2 separate regions of the Homo sapiens genome follow, and region 2 is linked to region 1. A link is a loop called in an ENCODE intact Hi-C map of the cell type or tissue named here. Cell type or tissue: MCF 10A. All regions are shown on one strand. Each heading gives the region's core, and the rest is flanking DNA. Links, peaks and the distances in the headings are about the cores only.

The links. A loop is a pair of places that touch in the nucleus more often than their neighbours do. Peaks named below come from ENCODE experiments on the same cell type or tissue, not always from the same donor. Only the 100,000 strongest peaks of a DNase experiment are listed, where the experiment ranks them.
Region 2: a loop joins it to region 1, with 7 times the contacts of the local background. A loop is called at or near these places in 2 of 110 quality-filtered maps.

What each region holds. Positions count from the first base shown.
Region 1 is chr6:2,350,672-2,359,025 of GRCh38, forward strand. The region is part of intron 4 of GMDS-DT (GMDS divergent transcript); the gene reads left to right. Among named protein-coding and RNA genes, the nearest start is that of GMDS-DT, 110 kb to the left of the region's middle. In MCF 10A, for the core only: a CTCF peak has its summit at 3,401 (motif pointing left); a DNase peak (open chromatin) is centred at 3,400.
Region 2 is chr6:1,789,653-1,798,006 of GRCh38, forward strand. The region is part of intron 7 of GMDS (GDP-mannose 4,6-dehydratase); the gene reads right to left. Among named protein-coding and RNA genes, the nearest start is that of FOXC1, 180 kb to the left of the region's middle. RefSeq lists an enhancer at 7,553-7,732. In MCF 10A, for the core only: a CTCF peak has its summit at 3,486; a DNase peak (open chromatin) is centred at 3,519.

The DNA.
Region 1 (8,354 bases), core at 325-8,324:
TTGGGTGTATACCCAGTCATGGGGTTGCTGGGTTGAATGGTAATTCTATTTTTGCTTCTTTGAGAAATCTCCAAACTGTTTTCCACAGGGGCTGAACTAATTTGCATTCCCACCAGCAGTGTATAAGCATGCCCTTTTCTCTGCAGCCTCACCGGCATCTGTTATTTTTTTGACGTTTTAACCATAGCCATTCTGACTGGTGTGAGATGGTGTCTCATTGTGGTTTTGACCTGCATTTCTCTGGTGATCAGTGATGCTGAGCATTTCTTCACGTGTTTGTTGGCCGTATGTATGGAGACTGACGTTTATGTTGGATGACAATTATGGGGAAAAAACTCACCAGGACTACGTAATATAATCTTCCTTCTGTGTAGAAAGAGGCATTTCCTATGTCCCCAGACCATCACACTGACTCTACAAGATTGGGTTCTCTTGTCGTTATGGTGCTACAGGGCAGGATGTCCAACTCTGACACTCAAGGGAGATCAGGTGCGTTATAGGTAGTGTGGTTTAGTAGAGTGAAAACTATCCAAGTCACCTGGAATCCAGACATGAAGCCATCTTGATAGAGGGCCCAAGGGTAATCCACTTCAGTAGCCAGGAACCTGTTGAGCAAATGCCAGCTTGTGATAAAAATTTATTGTATGGATCACAGTGTCCCATAAAGTAGAGACTCTAAATGTTAAAAACAACATTGGCTGCTTGACTTGATTAGAACGCAGCAGTTTGAGATGTTTAAATGTGAAGGGCGAGAGGCTTGGCTTCCTATGTTTAAGGAGTTGATCTCGTGATGTTTGGAGAGCCCAGCTTTGAGATGCCTGGTCTCTCCTGATGCTTCCCTTTGATTCCACAAAAGGGAGGGCCCGGTGGCTGCTGAATGGTACAGTCTGAGGCGATGACAGAGGCTGCAGGTCTCTGCCAGCATTGGAGACCCTCAGACACAGTGTGGCTGGTGACCACTGGAGGAGGCAGGGTTCAGGTTCCTGGGCATCTGCAGGCCAGCTCTCAAACCCCCACCCACCTCCCACTTCCCCCCGAACCCCCGGCTCTCCACAGCTTGCACCTATCCTATCTGGAGTAGTAGTGAGAGTTGTATCCCTTAATTCCCATTTTTATTGGGTTTCTGGACAATGCTGGAAAGCATTCAAAATAGCTCATATTTTACTCTTACCTTGTGAGTCTAAGTAAAGACCCATTCATTTCAAGAAAAATAACTTGCTTTTGGTTCTGTCCCTGGAGCTAGAAAGTTTGCTGTTAAGTAGATTGATTACGCATCAGCCTGGAATAGCTAGTTCCTTGCTGTGTGGCCTTGGGCAAGCCACTCAAGTGCTCTGGGCTGTCATTTACTCACCTGTGAACTAAGAGGGCTGAACTGGATGATATTGAAGGTCCCTATTAGCTCTAAGTCAGGGCCCAGCATGCAGGCATATCAAGTTTCTTTTCTTCATTTTCAAAAAGTAAGCTTCTGAGAATATTTTTGACCATATTGCAAAGTCAAATAATTATTGAGTGAGTCTGTTATTTCATGCCATTCCTTTTCTACTAGCTAATCTAGTTTGCAAAATACCCTATGCTGCTGGTGAAAGGAAAAAAAAAAACAAAGTGTGAACCCAAAACTCATGATTCATTCTAAGTTAGTTCAACAGATTAGTTCCTCATTCTCTCAGATCTCCAGGGAAGAGACATCAACACCAGCCCATCGCTGATACCCTTTGTCCTGGCCTCCGGAGCGCTCCCTGCACAGTCCCAAGTCTGCAAGAAGGGGGATCTTTTCTTGAAAACCTACAGTGCTAATAATTGTCAAAAATATATAAATTCTAAATTTAAAATTTAAGGTATTGGTGCCTATGAAATGTCCCCAACACAAAGAAATGATAAATGTTTGAGATGATGGAAATGCTGATTACCCTGATCTGATCACTCACTTTATATGTATTGAAACATCATTATGAACTCCATGAATATGTATAATTGTTATTAGTCAGTTAAAACAAATAAAACTAAAAATGTTTAACGATAAGAAGAAAAAAATGTTGTGTTGTCAACACTAAGTTTTAAAACACGCTATAAGGTGGTTACTGAAAATTGCCTGCTGTGCTTGGTATGTTGTGCACAGCATTATGGTTATTTATTTGGGGGTGTTTCTGGTTGTCTTCTCTTGCCCCTGTCGCCACACACAGCCCATTGTGCAGCATTATGAGTGTCTCTTGGGCCAAATTTTCTGATCTCAGGTCCAGGATTTTTATTTCTTAGTGATAATAGTATGCATTTTTAAAAAGTATAAATGATTAGTATCAAATTCTAATATGTAGCTTTAAATTGGAAAATTTTTAACTAGAAAAATTTTAACATCATATACAGGCTAGAGTCTTTTTTTCTGCCAGTCTTTGTGGATTTTACTGGAAAAATATACATACATCCCATGATAGAATTTATTCTCTAGAAGATGATTGGCAAACTTTGGCCTGCAAGGCCAAATCTGTCCTTCCTCTGCATCTGGTACTACTCTTGAGTTAAGAATGGCTTTTACGTTTTTAAGTGGTTATGTAGGTGCCCACGTAATAGTCTCGACTTTACCTCTTGGTCCCCAAAGCCTGAAATATTTATGATCTGATCTTTTAAGAAAAATTTGCCAACTCTATTCTACAGAAAAGGAATGAACAACTAACTCAGCAATGCATATGGAGAGGAGAGGAGCATGTAAGTAAACCTGAGAACTTTGGTAATAAAGAAAGAGAAAATTTTATTCAGATTATACAGAAGTATTTACATTTATAAATGCCTCTTTGACAATATGATCGGTTTCAGTTTATCTTGTTGGCATGATTCAAAGCCCTGGTGTCAGAGATTGTTCCATTAAGTAGGCAGATTACACACACACACACAGATAAGGACATATCAAGTAAAAGCACAATTAAAGAGAAGTTCGTGGGAAGATCCTGATTTGCATACCCAGAGTGGGTCTGTATACACATTAATCTGACAGCGGCCTGGACGATTTTAATGTTTCTAACTCCGAATATAAACTTGTGTTTCTCTCATGCAGATGTTGCCCTTTCTTCTGCTTATAGGAAAATTCCCATGTAGTTTCAAAGCCCTGTCATGGGCAAGGTAAACAGTGGTGCTAGCTGTGAACAGATAAAATGTATATCCATCGATTAACTAAGCCTTGGAAATGAAACACGTCCTGTCTCTTGAATGCTGTACACAGAGCCAAGAGAAATAGACGGATCATCAGGCTTTACAAAGGGAGTTCACAGTAGTCGCTGATATGAGGGAATAATATCTTTGAAAGTTTCAAAACACAGATAAGATGAACTCATTTGTATTTCTTGGGAAATACTCTTCTGAAACAATGAGAAGCTCTTGCCAGGTTTAGGCTGTTCTGGTATGCAGTCAACACCGCCACCAGCTGGCCTAATTGAGAAAGACTATTTGTGCCTAAATTTCTCTTACAGAAACTATGTGATAAAAATAAAACACCTGGCAGAAGGACGCAAAGCTCTATCATTTCAAAATTCAGTTTTTTTCCTGTTTTGTGAAATGGCTTTCACAGAAATGTGCCTTTAGGTGTGACTGTTATCTTTTGATAGGAGTGAATACGTATTGGTATCATATGCAGCTACAAACCATTTCCAATATACGTATAAAATAATGGGAATTATGGATCTTTGTGGTGCTAATAATTACGTTTGTAAATACCCTGGTTTCCATTTTTTTGTCTTTCCATTTTCAAAATATGTGTATAGTGGAGACAAAGGAGAAGAGGGTGAACCTTACATTAACCGATTATATCTCATGCTGGCAGGCATTCGTGAAATGTTTGGTGAAAGGGAAGTTTAAAATTACTGATTAAAGTGAGGGTCTGTGTTTACTAAAGCATTGTACTTTAAAGCCATTCTTCATTGATATAGAACATTTCAATGGCGTTCTGTTGATTTAATCGTAAAGGTTCTGATGTTTATATCTGCTTATACTCTTCTACTGCAAACATTCACTTCCCAACAAATTTATTCGAACCACACATTACATTTTGGGAAGTTATGTTAACCAAATATTGTTGCTGCTATCTCTGTAATATGACTGCATTTAACTTTACTTTTGAATTTGTTTTTGAAGAGAGTACTTGCAGACAATGGGAGCTGCCTGGAAGAAATACATATAAGCAACATTTGTGTAATGGGCTAAATCCTTTGAAAAGCAGTGGTGGAGGTGGTAGTGGAGGGGTAGGATTGATTTAGGGAAGTCTACGTGTGTGTTAGCTGAAATATCTAAATCTGAAAGCAATGATAATACCATATGTAAAATTTCCAATGCATGTAACTTGAAGTATAGTATATATGCCCAAAGACATACTTTATTCTTTGACAGATTTCTAAGATTTCTAGTGAAAAATGAAATTAAAAACCCCGAGCAACAACAACAACAGCAACAATCTAAGAGAAATATGACATTAAAAACCCATTGATCGTAGTTTTAGACTTTAAAATGACTTGTAATATTAAAAGCTGGGACAGAGAACAAAAAGTGTGTCTGTATTAACACACAAATCAAATATTTTGGTTAAAACCATATTTTGGTTCCTATTCTTAAGGCAACACAACTTATTTTCAGCAATTCCGTCTTCTTGGACTCTAAGCAAGTTTTAAGACTCTTGGAGAATAGCCCAGGGTTTCTTACTTAGTGGTTAAAGTCTATTTGGAGTGCTTGGCACTTGTAATACTTTAAACATTAGTTTAAACTACTCCTCGCTGAAATGATGCTGTTGGCTTTTTGAACTGGGAGACGCCATAACCACCACCTGATCCAACCCTCTTTTTGGGGGGAAATGGAGGCCCTGTGTAGCCAAGGAAGTCATCTCAGTATCAAAATGTGTTTCTGAGTTAGGACGAGGACGTACGTTAGAGTAAGCAGTGGGTGTACTTCCTAATTGAATGAGTATTCTCATGAAGCACTAACTAAACTTTTTTCTTGACTGTTGTTCACACATTCATTGTTCCACTTTGGGTCTACTATGTCTTAAAACAATCTTTTGGGTCTATACATTTAAAAAATTTATAGTATGTGATGATGCATGTTATATGTATTGATGCATGAGATATGCCAAACAAATCAATAGCATCCATGTGATTTAAAAATTAGCGTCTTCATTAAAAGATGAGTTCACAGTTAGACTTTAGCACTCCACGCAACTACTAGATCTGCTTAAGGACAGTGAGAACATGTGGCTGCTGCTGAGTGAGAAAGAAGAGGGAAACTGTTGACAACTACTTATACTTTCATTACTATCCTTCATAGACATATTGATCCCAAATGATGAACCATTCTATCCAATCATTTGTTTTTTATTCATTCATTCACTTATTAATTCATTCTGTGTTGTCTTTATTAAGGACAGCCTATTATGGCAAAACTTGTGTTAAATCATATGTGGAAAGAGGAAAGTGGAGAAATTAAAGAAAAAGGTGCTCTTGTATTTGTTTCCTAATTCTTCTAGTGGGTATTTTTAATCTTCTTTTTGAGCAGAGCAGCCTGTGAAGTTTCCTGGTCTTTTTCTTCTTTTCAGGGCTGTTCCGCAGGGCTCCTTTTTGCTTAGAGCAACATAATGTTTCATTAATATGGACTCCCAAGACATCTATTGCTCTGGAGCAAATTTAGAAAGAGCTGGCATACTGTATTTTAATATTAAATTAATGTGGATTAGCCTATGTATGGCCAGCTGCACTTTTACATCAACCGTTTAGACATATACAGGAAGTCTTTCTTCCTGTGAAAAAAATGTACTTTAATAATAAAGACTAATTTTGAATGCTTCCAAGTAGCGATCCTGATTTGGTAGATTGCTCATAGACAAGCATTTTTTCCCTTGTTTATCTGGGCTCTTTGCTGTAACTTGCCTGAATTTTTCATTTCGTACTTTGGTGTTCATGAGTGTAAATTTAGTATGAAAAGTTATCAAGGGGATACAATTATATAGCATGAATTTGTTCATAATATCAGTCAGAAAGCCACAAAGCAAACTAAGATATATGCATTTTTTTTTTTAGCTTGAACAGTTTGGAAATTCATTTCACGTAGTGAGAAAGCCAGAGGTAGGAGATCCCAGGTTCCGCAGCTTGACAACTCGTACTTCCTCCATCCTTCATGCATTGTAGAATAGCAGCCTCCAAAGATGTCCGTGCCCACATCCCTGGAAACTGTGAAGATGAAGAATCACAGTTAATTACAGGAAAGAGCCTCATTTTTTTAAAAATTTGAGATGGGGTCTCCCTATATTGACCAGGCTGGTCTTGAACTCCTGGCCTCAAGCGATCCTCCCACCTCGGCCTCCCAAAGTGCTAGGATTGCAGGCGTGAGTAATGGGGCCCGGCTGAGCCTCACTTTTTTTTTTTTTTTTTTTTGAGACAGAGTCTCGCTCTGTCACCCAGGCTGGAGTGCAGTGGTGCGATCTCAGCTCACTGCAAGCTCCATCTCCCGGGTTCACGCCATTCTCCTGCCTCAGCCTCCCGAGTAGCTGGAACTACAGGCGCCCGCCACCACGCCCGGCTAATTTTTTGTATTTTTAATAGAGACGGGGTTTCACCGTGTTAGCCAGGATGGTCTCGATCTCCTGACCTCGTTATCCGCCCACCTCGTCCTCCCAAAGTGCTGGGATTACAGGCTTGAGCCACCGCGCCTGGCTGAGCCTCACTTTTTTATTGTAAACTTTTGTCTGCATTTTTTCCAACAAATGGATTCATTGCTGTGTGTTACTTGTCATGGCCCATTGTAAACAAAATGCTTATATTATGGCATATAAACTGTTACTTGCTACTGCCTACAAATCAGATGAATAAGTAACAGCACATTCACTATGTGGAGGTCAGGAAATGATGGTTTAAGCATTTCACATCCTGACATAATAGTTTATTATGTATATGTGGACATTTCACTGTGTTGTAGTTATATATTAGGAAATTGGTTGGGGTTATGGTTGCCATGCACTGTAATATAACTTTTTTTCAATTTACAAACAATGATAAGAAAATTTTTAGTGGTTTTTCACAGAATATCTGACTTTCAGGAACAGATTAATGATGTTAAGTGGGAAATGTTGGGATCATCCAAATTCACCCCTGATCCCCACCCACCGGCATCACTCCCATTCTAGTCTAAGCCTTGACTGTCACGGTTGCCTCCTAAAAGGGTCTTTCTGCTTCCATTCCTGCCATCCTTCCTCCAACCTCTCCTCCACAAAGCCAACAGAGAGACTTTTAAAAAAATCGTGGTAAAATTTATATAATATAGACTTTACCATCTTCACCGCTTTTTTTTTTTTTTTTTTTTTTTGAGACAGAGTCTCACTCTGCTGCCCAGGCTGGAGTGCAGTGTTGCGATCTCAGCTCACTGCAGCCTCTGCCTCCCAGGTTCAAGCGATTCTTCTGCCTCAGCCTCCTGAGTAGCTGGGATTACAGGTGTGCACCACCATGCTCAGCTAATTTTTTGTATTTTTAGTAGAGATGGCGTTTCACCATGTTGGCCAGGTTGGTCTCGAACTCCTGACCTCTGGTGATTTGCCCACCTCGGCCTCCCAAAGTGCTGGGATTACAGGCATGAGCCACTGTGCCCGGCTCATCTTCATCATTTTTAAGTGCACAGTTCAGTGACATTTCTGCACTTACAATGTTGTGCAGCTATCGCCACCATCCATCTCCAGAACTTCTCATCTTCCCAAACCAAAACTCTGTACCCATTAAACACCAACTCCCCATTCTCCCTGCCCCCAGGCCCTGGACACCCCTATTCTGCTTTCTCTCTCTATGCTTTTGACCATTTTAGGTAGCTCACAAAGTGGGATCATACAATATTTGTCCTTTGTGTGTGGCTATTCTCTTAGCATAATGTTTTTGCAGTTCATCCTTGTTGCGGCGTGTGTCAGAATATCATTTCTATTTATGGCTGAGTGGGTATTCCAGTGTATGCACCATATTCTGCTGATCCATTCCCCTGTTGATGAACATTGTGCTGCTTCTGCCTTTTTTCTGTTGTGACGAATGCTGCTATGAGCATGGATGTACAAGTACGTGTTTGGGTCCCTACTTTCAATTATTTTGGGCTTATACACAGAAGTGGAATGCTGGATCGTATTGTGGTGCTATGTTTAACCTTTTGAGGAACTACCAAACTGTCTTCCACAACAGCTGCAAAATTTTACATTCCTACCAGCAATGCGTAAGGGTTCCAGTTTCTCTACATCCTTGCCCACACTTGTTATTCACCCTCATTCTCACCTATTTTGCTAAGAGCCATCCTAGTGGCTGTGAGGTGATATTTCACTGATATGCACTTCCCTAATGACTAATGTTGTTGAACGT
Region 2 (8,354 bases), core at 178-8,177, 560 kb before region 1:
AGCCTCCCTAGTAGCTGGGACTACAGGTGCATGCCACCACACTTGGCTAATTTTTGTGTATTTTTTTTGTAGAGATGGGGTCTCACTATGTTGCCCAGGATAGTCCTGAACTCCTGGGTTCATGTGGTCCTTCCACCTCAGCCTCCCAGTGATGGGATTGTGGGTGTGAGCCACCACACCCAGCCTAAAATTACTTTCTAATTGTATCTTACTGCTGGTAGCATAGCTAAATATTATGCTAGCATTTAAAGAAGTGGCATATCTGTTTAAATAATATCACACTTATATTTATGAGCCTCTATCATTTGTGATCCACTCTGGTATATTCTATCAGTCTTTCCCCATCTCGTATTCATAAAGATACATTTTTCTGTTCCTAAATATATGACATTGCATTTATTGCTATGAAAGTTCTTATTATTTTTGATGAACTGCTTCTCACATTTTCAGAGTCATCCCGAAAACCTCACTCTTTCTGTCAACAATCTTATCAATCCTACTCACTTGGTGAGAAATCCAGAAATAAATGGTCACACTCCAGTATGACAGCTCAGAAAGAAATTTTCAGCATTTAGGGCTTATTAGACAAGCCCCTCTTCTCAAAAAGAAGATGAGCCAATAATTAGCAATAATAATAATAAGAGCTCACAATTACTGAATGCCTCCAAAGTCTCCATGGGAGTTAGGCATGGTCTTACCACAGCCCAGTAGGGCAGACACTACTATTTTCTTTATTTTATAAAGAAGCAAAAGTGAAATGTAGAGAGGCTGAGTAACTTGTTCAGATTCACACAGAAAGTGAAGTTGGCTTTTAAAACTCTTTGACTCTAGCACCTAAACTCGTAGCTGCTGTTGGCTTACCTACCTGTTTTAAAGGAAACAAGCAGATAAAAATTTCATGAGGCAAATTTTACATGAAGTTTCCAAATTTTCCAACATATCGAGGTTTTCTATAGTTTTTCTATAGCGGTTATATATAGTATATATCGTTTTTGTATAGTATATATGTTTTTCTATAGTAGCTATATATAATTGTATGATTTGAATTTTCATTTATATCCACATGTACCGAGGAATATGTGGTCTTCAGTGAATGCCAGTTCATTGACAACAATCGTGATACTTAGGGATTAAGTGTGAAGAAGTTCTGCTGCTGCCTGCTTTACCTCTTGTGGTAGGCTGAGTAATGCCTCCCAAAGATGTTCATGCCCTAACTCCTAATCAGTGACTATGTTACCTCACATGGCAAGATGGTCTTCACAGATGTGATTAAGAGAATGCTGAGTTGGGGAGTGATCCCGGCTGTCTAGGTGGACCCAATGTCATCAAAGGGCTACAAGGCAAAAGGTCAGAAGACAGAGAAGGTAAGTGATGATGGAAGCAAAGGACAGAGAATGTACTTTGTAGGCACTGGAGAGAGCCACAAGCCAAGAAATGCAGGTGGCCTCTAGAAACTGGAAAAGGCAAGGAAACAGATTCTCCCCCAGAGCCTCTGGAAGGGATGTAGCTTTGCTAGATACCTTGACTATAACACTCATTTGGACTTCTGATTCCAGAACTGTAAGATGATAATTTGTGTTTGTCTCAGTTTGCTTGGGCTGCCAATACAAACTACCTTGTACTGGGCGCTTAAACACAGAAATTTATTTTTTCACAGTCCTGGAGGCTATACTTCTGAGATCACACTACCAGCATGGTCTTTTTCTAGTGAGGATGCTCTTCCTAGCTTATAGATGGTGGCTGCATTCTCACTGTGTTCTCAACCGTGGTGGGCTGGGGGAGAGCTCTGATGTCTCTTCCTCTTCTTATAAGGACACTAATCCCATTATGAAGCCCTGGCCTCTTGAACTCATCTAAACCTAGTGATCTCCCAAAGGCCACATCTCCAAATACGATCACATTAGGAGTTACGGCTTCAACATATGAATTTTGGGGAGACACAATTCAGTCCACAGCAGTGTTGTTTTAAGTCACTGGTTTTGTAAAATCAGAAAAAATAAGAAACAAGTATGGTTTGTTCCCTTCCTCCTAAGTGGAATTAACATATTATTTCCTGTTCCTAGAATACAACGTGCATTTTGGTGTTTTTAGGAAAGATTAAACCTGAATATATTTTTAAACTTTACTACTGTTTATAATATACAGCCAAATGACACATTTTTTAATGAATTTTTAATCTAATCAAAATAGCATATATAAGTAATATAGAAAGTCAAATATTGATGAGACTGATAATAAAAAACAGAAATCTCTTGTTTCTTGCTCCTCCCACCTTGCCAGACTCTTCAGAGTCCCCTTTCAATACTTATAGTTTGCCAAATGATGTGTCTATTCTGTTATCTCCTGATCGATGTATTTGAGGAATTAACTACTGACTTATTACAGCACTACAGAATTTTTAGCATATTTATATACTTTTAAACTCACTTCCCCTCTATAATTACTTCTCAATTTTTGGTTAAGTCTATATTCATAGTAGCAATTATTAGTTTCTATATAAATATTATTTTCTTCAGAGTCAACTAGTATAACATGATTTCATTCCTTTCTTTAAAAACCCATCCCCTTTCCCCACCAGGCTTAACTGTTAGTTTTTTTTTTTTCCTCGGATTAGTTTTCCTTATATATCATTTTCTCACACTCTCCAACTTTCTATAACACACATGCCAATGTAATTTTTCATACCTTCAAACCTGTCAGAGAACCTACTGCTTCCTTTATACTCTTCTCCTGGAAACATCTCTCTTGAAGGGATCAGTGTTCAATCCAGTTTGTTTCACCTTCGATACTGATCGTTTCACCTAGACCAGCTACTGTTGTCTGCTTGGGACTTCCTTTGCTGTCATCCTGAGAATTCCCTTCTCTCTCTGTGTTGGATCTCCTGCAACTATTCCTGAATACTACACCTTCACCTTTCTTGATGTATTCCCTTGTTTTGGTAGAGTATATCTACCAATAGCTTTCTCAGAAAAGTACATGGAGGATAATTACATTAAAAATGATATGTGTTTGAAAATATCTGTAATACCTTGACTTGGTTTAGAATTTCAAATTAAAAGTCATTTCCAAAATTTAGAGGGTGGTTTTGCTCTACTGGCTTCTTATTCCAATATTGATAGAATGCCAAATTTACTCCTGATCATGTGTCTGAAATCTGTACTTCTGGAAGTTTTATGATCTTCTTTTTAACTCCAATGCTGAAATATGACAATAACAGTATTTGGTGTGGGTCTTTGTTCATCCACTGAGCTGGACAATTACACAGCCTTTACAATCTCAAGAATTACATTCTGCTCTGGGAAATTTTCTTCACATATTCATATGATAATTTCCTTATATTTTCCATCTCTCACTATGAAATTCTTATTAGACGTTTTCACTCTTCAGTATATCCTCTAATCCCCATGTATCTCATCTTCACCCCTTTCTTGATGCCCTTTCCCTATCTACACTCACTGCAATAGTGATCTCTTCTAGTTTCAACAAACGACTTCTTCAGGTTTCCTCCAGGGGCACTGTGGGGCAGTTTCCTGGGTCATGATACATTCCCCAATGTCCTGTGTTCTATGATAGTCTCAGAACCCATGATAAAATGACTATGCATTTGTGAGGTACTTCTCTACTCCAGGACGGCTTTAGGAGCCTATGAATCTGTTCTAGGGATAGAGATAGAGGTTAACATGAGCTTAAGAGTTCCAGCTCACTTCAGAACAGTTTACAAGAAATTCAGATAAACTTATAAATTCCATTTCCCCTTAAAGTAGGCCTGAACCAGGGTGGGAAACCTTAAATGACCTCTTTCAAGAAGTTCATGAACAAAAATCTGACTTATGATCTTTAAGATGTCCATGGACTTGATGAGTCTGCTTTTATGTCAGCGAATGTCATCAACTCCAGGACACCTGGATGTTTCTGAGCCACCGCAGGTGGAGACTGGAGTACCTTGTGTACAGAGGTGATACATATAGTTTATTGTGAAGGCAGCTCATCTTCCTACTTTAAAATGCCAAAGGAAGTCAAAAGCCACGTAGAGGAAAATTACTACCCTTTTCCTTCATTCTCTGCAATTTTATGGTCACCTGGAATTCTGGGTTTCTCATTTTGCTTAGTATTCCTGGAGAAACACAAATTCCCTGCCAGTGTATCTCACATCTCAGTGCTTCTCCCAAATGTCTAAGATTTTAAAAAAACAGAAAGTTTGACCAGCTTATTGCCAAAAATGAAGAAATGTTTGTACTCAGTTTAAAATATAATGTGCTTAGGTCTATAGGACAGAGTCGCCAATAATGGTAGAAGTGGAATGATGGAAAGGGCTTTACACACTTACGTGGGAATAACTTCATTTTAAGTGAACAGGGGATGAAGACGGATACTTCTAAACAAAGATTGGGTCAGTGAATGATTATCCCAGGAGGATGAGAAAAAAGAAACAACAAAATATAATGTTTGGATCTATCTGAGGAGTTTATCCTAACATTTTGAAATGAATTTACTGGCCACTTTTCCAATGCCCTATCAACACCTAGAGGGTTCTTTCTCCTTTTATGATAAACCCATGAAGATTTCCAGTTAAATAATTGCATTCCAAATCCCATTTACGTATGTCTACTCTAATCCAAAGATTTATTAATCTAAGATATTCTCTAAAATAACTTCACTGAGGCAAAAAAAAAAATACTTGGAAAATTGCAGCACCATATATAAACCACTGAGGTGGTACAAAACATTTAAATAAACAAAGACACATGTATATCAGCAAAAATCACAGGGAAAGGAAACTACGGCATTATATAGAAAGCTGGGTGTTTGGTTGGTGGTCGAAACCATGGAATGTTCTATGTCTAGGGACAGAATCTGAGGTCAAATCTGGTACTGAGAAGCTGCAGAAAATGTACTAGCCTTAGAGAATTTGGCCTCAGTTTGACTTCATAACACAGTAGGGTTAACACTGTTGGGTTGAAGGAATGATTAAATATCATTTTCAAAACTTCCTCTCAACTCTGGATATTAACAATGGTACCCAAATCATTTTATAGATTGATTGAGAGCTATATACATTTCCTGACAAGACCTTTATATGTGTACTATTCGGGACACGTCATTCTTATCCCAAATATATAAAAATCATATGGAACCTCTGAAAAGGAGACAGATGGTCCATTCTAGATTAAATGTATTTAAAAGTTAATTTACAGGGGTGAGCCACTGCACCTGGACGATGATATCCTAAGTAATCTAAAATGAGGCTGGGGTCAAGGTGCGGTGGCTCACCCCTGTAATCCCAGCACTTTGGGAGGCTGAGGTGGGGTGGGTGATTACTTGAGCCCAGGAGTTTGAGACCAGCCTGGGAAACATAGCGAAGCCCCATCTCTACAAAACAAAAACAAAAACACAAAAATTAGCCAGGCATGGTGGCGCATGCCTGTAGTCCCAGCTACTCTGGAGGCTGAGGTGGGAGGATCACTTGAGTCCGGGAGGCAGAGGTTACAGTGAGCTGAGACAGCACTACTGCACTCTTGCCAAGGTGACACAGTCAGACTCCGTCTCAAAAATAATAACAATCATCATCATCATCAAAAATGAATGTATTTTCATACATAGACTTCTACATGCTACCAAAGACTCTGAGGTACAGATTTTTTGTTTTTTAAGGAATTCCCAGTTATATCTAAAACCCACAAGGCATCAAAATTACACTAATGCATACAACACTAGTCTAATGGCTAAAATGACTGTGTGGAGTCTACTGATCTTCCTTCTGAATATTCATCCCTTTTCCCATATATCTGTATATATACATACAGATATATGATGCATATATGCATATATTTCTCTTAAATCATTTATTAGGAAGAGTATCTATGCGTGCCTCATAAACTGTATTTCCTTATTGGGGAAAAATTAAAAGGTGAATGAAACATTACAGATTTTAAAATGATAATCAAACAATGAGAAATGGGCAAATCAGGAGGAAATATGCTTTGAATGCAAATAAAATTTAAAGATTAGTTCAAAACAGAAAGTTCACATGAAATGCTTCAATGGTATAATAAGCTTTGCAATTTAAAGAACTTGTAAATAAATGTTCTTATTCTGAAAGCAGTTCATTCACATTAACAGTCATCCACATTTCAGTGTACTCAATTTAAACATCTCCTTAATTTTAAAATATTCAAGAAACATTTGCAACAGGACCCTAAATAAGCACTCAGATGAATGCTAATAATTTATCCGAAATATATAATCTGCATAGTCACAGTGACCCAATAAACAGTGAGGCCAGAGATGGGGGGAAGGCGGGGACTGGCCAGTTCTCTTCTCTCTACAAACTCCACCAAATTAGCAGGATGCCTGTATCGGAAGAGAAAGTGGTAACCAGAGGTGTGGCTTCAGCGGAAAGAGTTCTTCTCCCCATGTAAGCACAGGGTTGTGTATGCTTCTCTATTCAACAACCCCACAGGACCTGGAGGGCTCTGCAGCTGTGAACTGTGGACAGGGCTCTGGGGAAGAGATCCTGGAATGCTGGCTCTGGAAGTCCACCCAGCCTCATAGTTCCTCCTTGTAGGCTTACCGAGATCTGGGATCTGTAGTCATTAAATCTTAGGCAGGAAGACATGTAGGAAAAAAAATCTATGTAAGAAAAAGTATGAAACTTGTCATTTTTCAGTATGATAGATCTTCAAAAAATAGGATAAAAAGTGAAGCTGGTCCAGGTTATAGACTACTCTTAGTGTATTTTCAGACCCTTGTGGCACTTTTAAAAAATACAAATTCTCAGGCCTCACGCCTGCAGACTGCAATTAGGTATACTGGAGAGGGGCCCAGGAAACTCTAATTTTATAAAGCTCCCCAAATGCTCATAATGATCAAGTCATGTTTGGGAGCTCAGATTTGATGCTGTTTTGGAAAATTTCCTTGGGATAATATGACTTCAAATCACAACCCTCAAAATTTATTTCAATCTTCTAATATTGAACTTCTACATACACTTGCTCCATTAGCAACATAATAATTCACTGACCCTCTCGCTTCAGTTAAAAATAACAATCATAAAATATTAATTTGCTGTGTTTTCCATTCAAATGCTCACTTTGTTTTAGTAGCGAAAAACTTGAGGAAGCAGAGAACAAGCTTCTTCCTTCCTCTGCACTTAGGAAAGATGTAGCTCCTTCAAACTGTAGTGATGTTTGATACGCTCATCAGATGCTTTACCCATTCCCTTACAGTAAGTCAGTAAAAAAGTGATCTGATTCAGTGAGGAATGTTTATTCAAATGGCTCAAAAATGTAGGAAGAATGGTGTTACTATATGCCCAACAAATGATCCTTAGATCATGACTGCTGTGTGCTCAAGCAGGGATCCCTAAACCCCAGGCCAGGGACCAGTACCAGTATATGGCCTGTTAGGAACTGGGCCGCAAAGCAGGAGGTGAGCAGCCTGCAAGCGAGCATTACTGCCTGAGCTCTGCCTCCTGACAGATTAGCCAAGGCATCAGATTCTCACAGGAGCGTGAACCCTACTGTGAACTGCACGTGCGAGGGATCCAGGTGGCACACTCCTTATGAAACTCTAATGCTTGATGATCTGAGGTGAAACAGTTTTGTCATGAAAGCGTCCCCACCCCCCAGTCAGTGGAAAAATTGTCATTTAAATGTTATAGCTGGCCTGCTATAAGCACAGGTGTATCTGGTAAACTCCACATGTTAAAAAGGTAAAAAGAACTCTCTCACTTCCTTCTTGAGCTTAGGTCATAAATATTTTAATAGACTTGTGTCCACCTATGCTGACTTTCTATGAAACTGAAAGCTCCTCTCAAGTAAGTGTTTTGTGATGTTTTGATTTGTACAATGAAAAGCACAGTGGCAAGTATATGTCAGTACTATCATCATCATCAGAGTTACTAACATTTTAAAATAGTCACAGTCCAAAGCTACACACATTAATGTGTTTAATTTCCCACTGGAATCCTATGAGGTAAGTATGAATATTATCTTCATTTTACATAGAGAGAAACTGAGGCAGAAAGAACTTAATAGACTTGGCCAGCATTTCACAGCTAGGATGTGTGGCAGAGCCGGTATCTGAACCCAGGAAGCTCAGAAATTATGTTCCAAGGGACACCATTCACATAAATACAAGGGAAGGTGTGCATTTGTGGACCCCAATGGGCACAGCTTGGAGTGTCCTCTATAATTACCAGATCCCATGCCTTGGCATATACCAGGACAGGTTTGCTAACAAGTCAAGGCATCTGCACTTTGATAACAGACACTTTGATGTCTCTGTTTGTTTCAGTTTTGTCTCTGACTCATTTTTCAGTTCTAATGCTAGGAATGTCACATAGTTATTTCCTG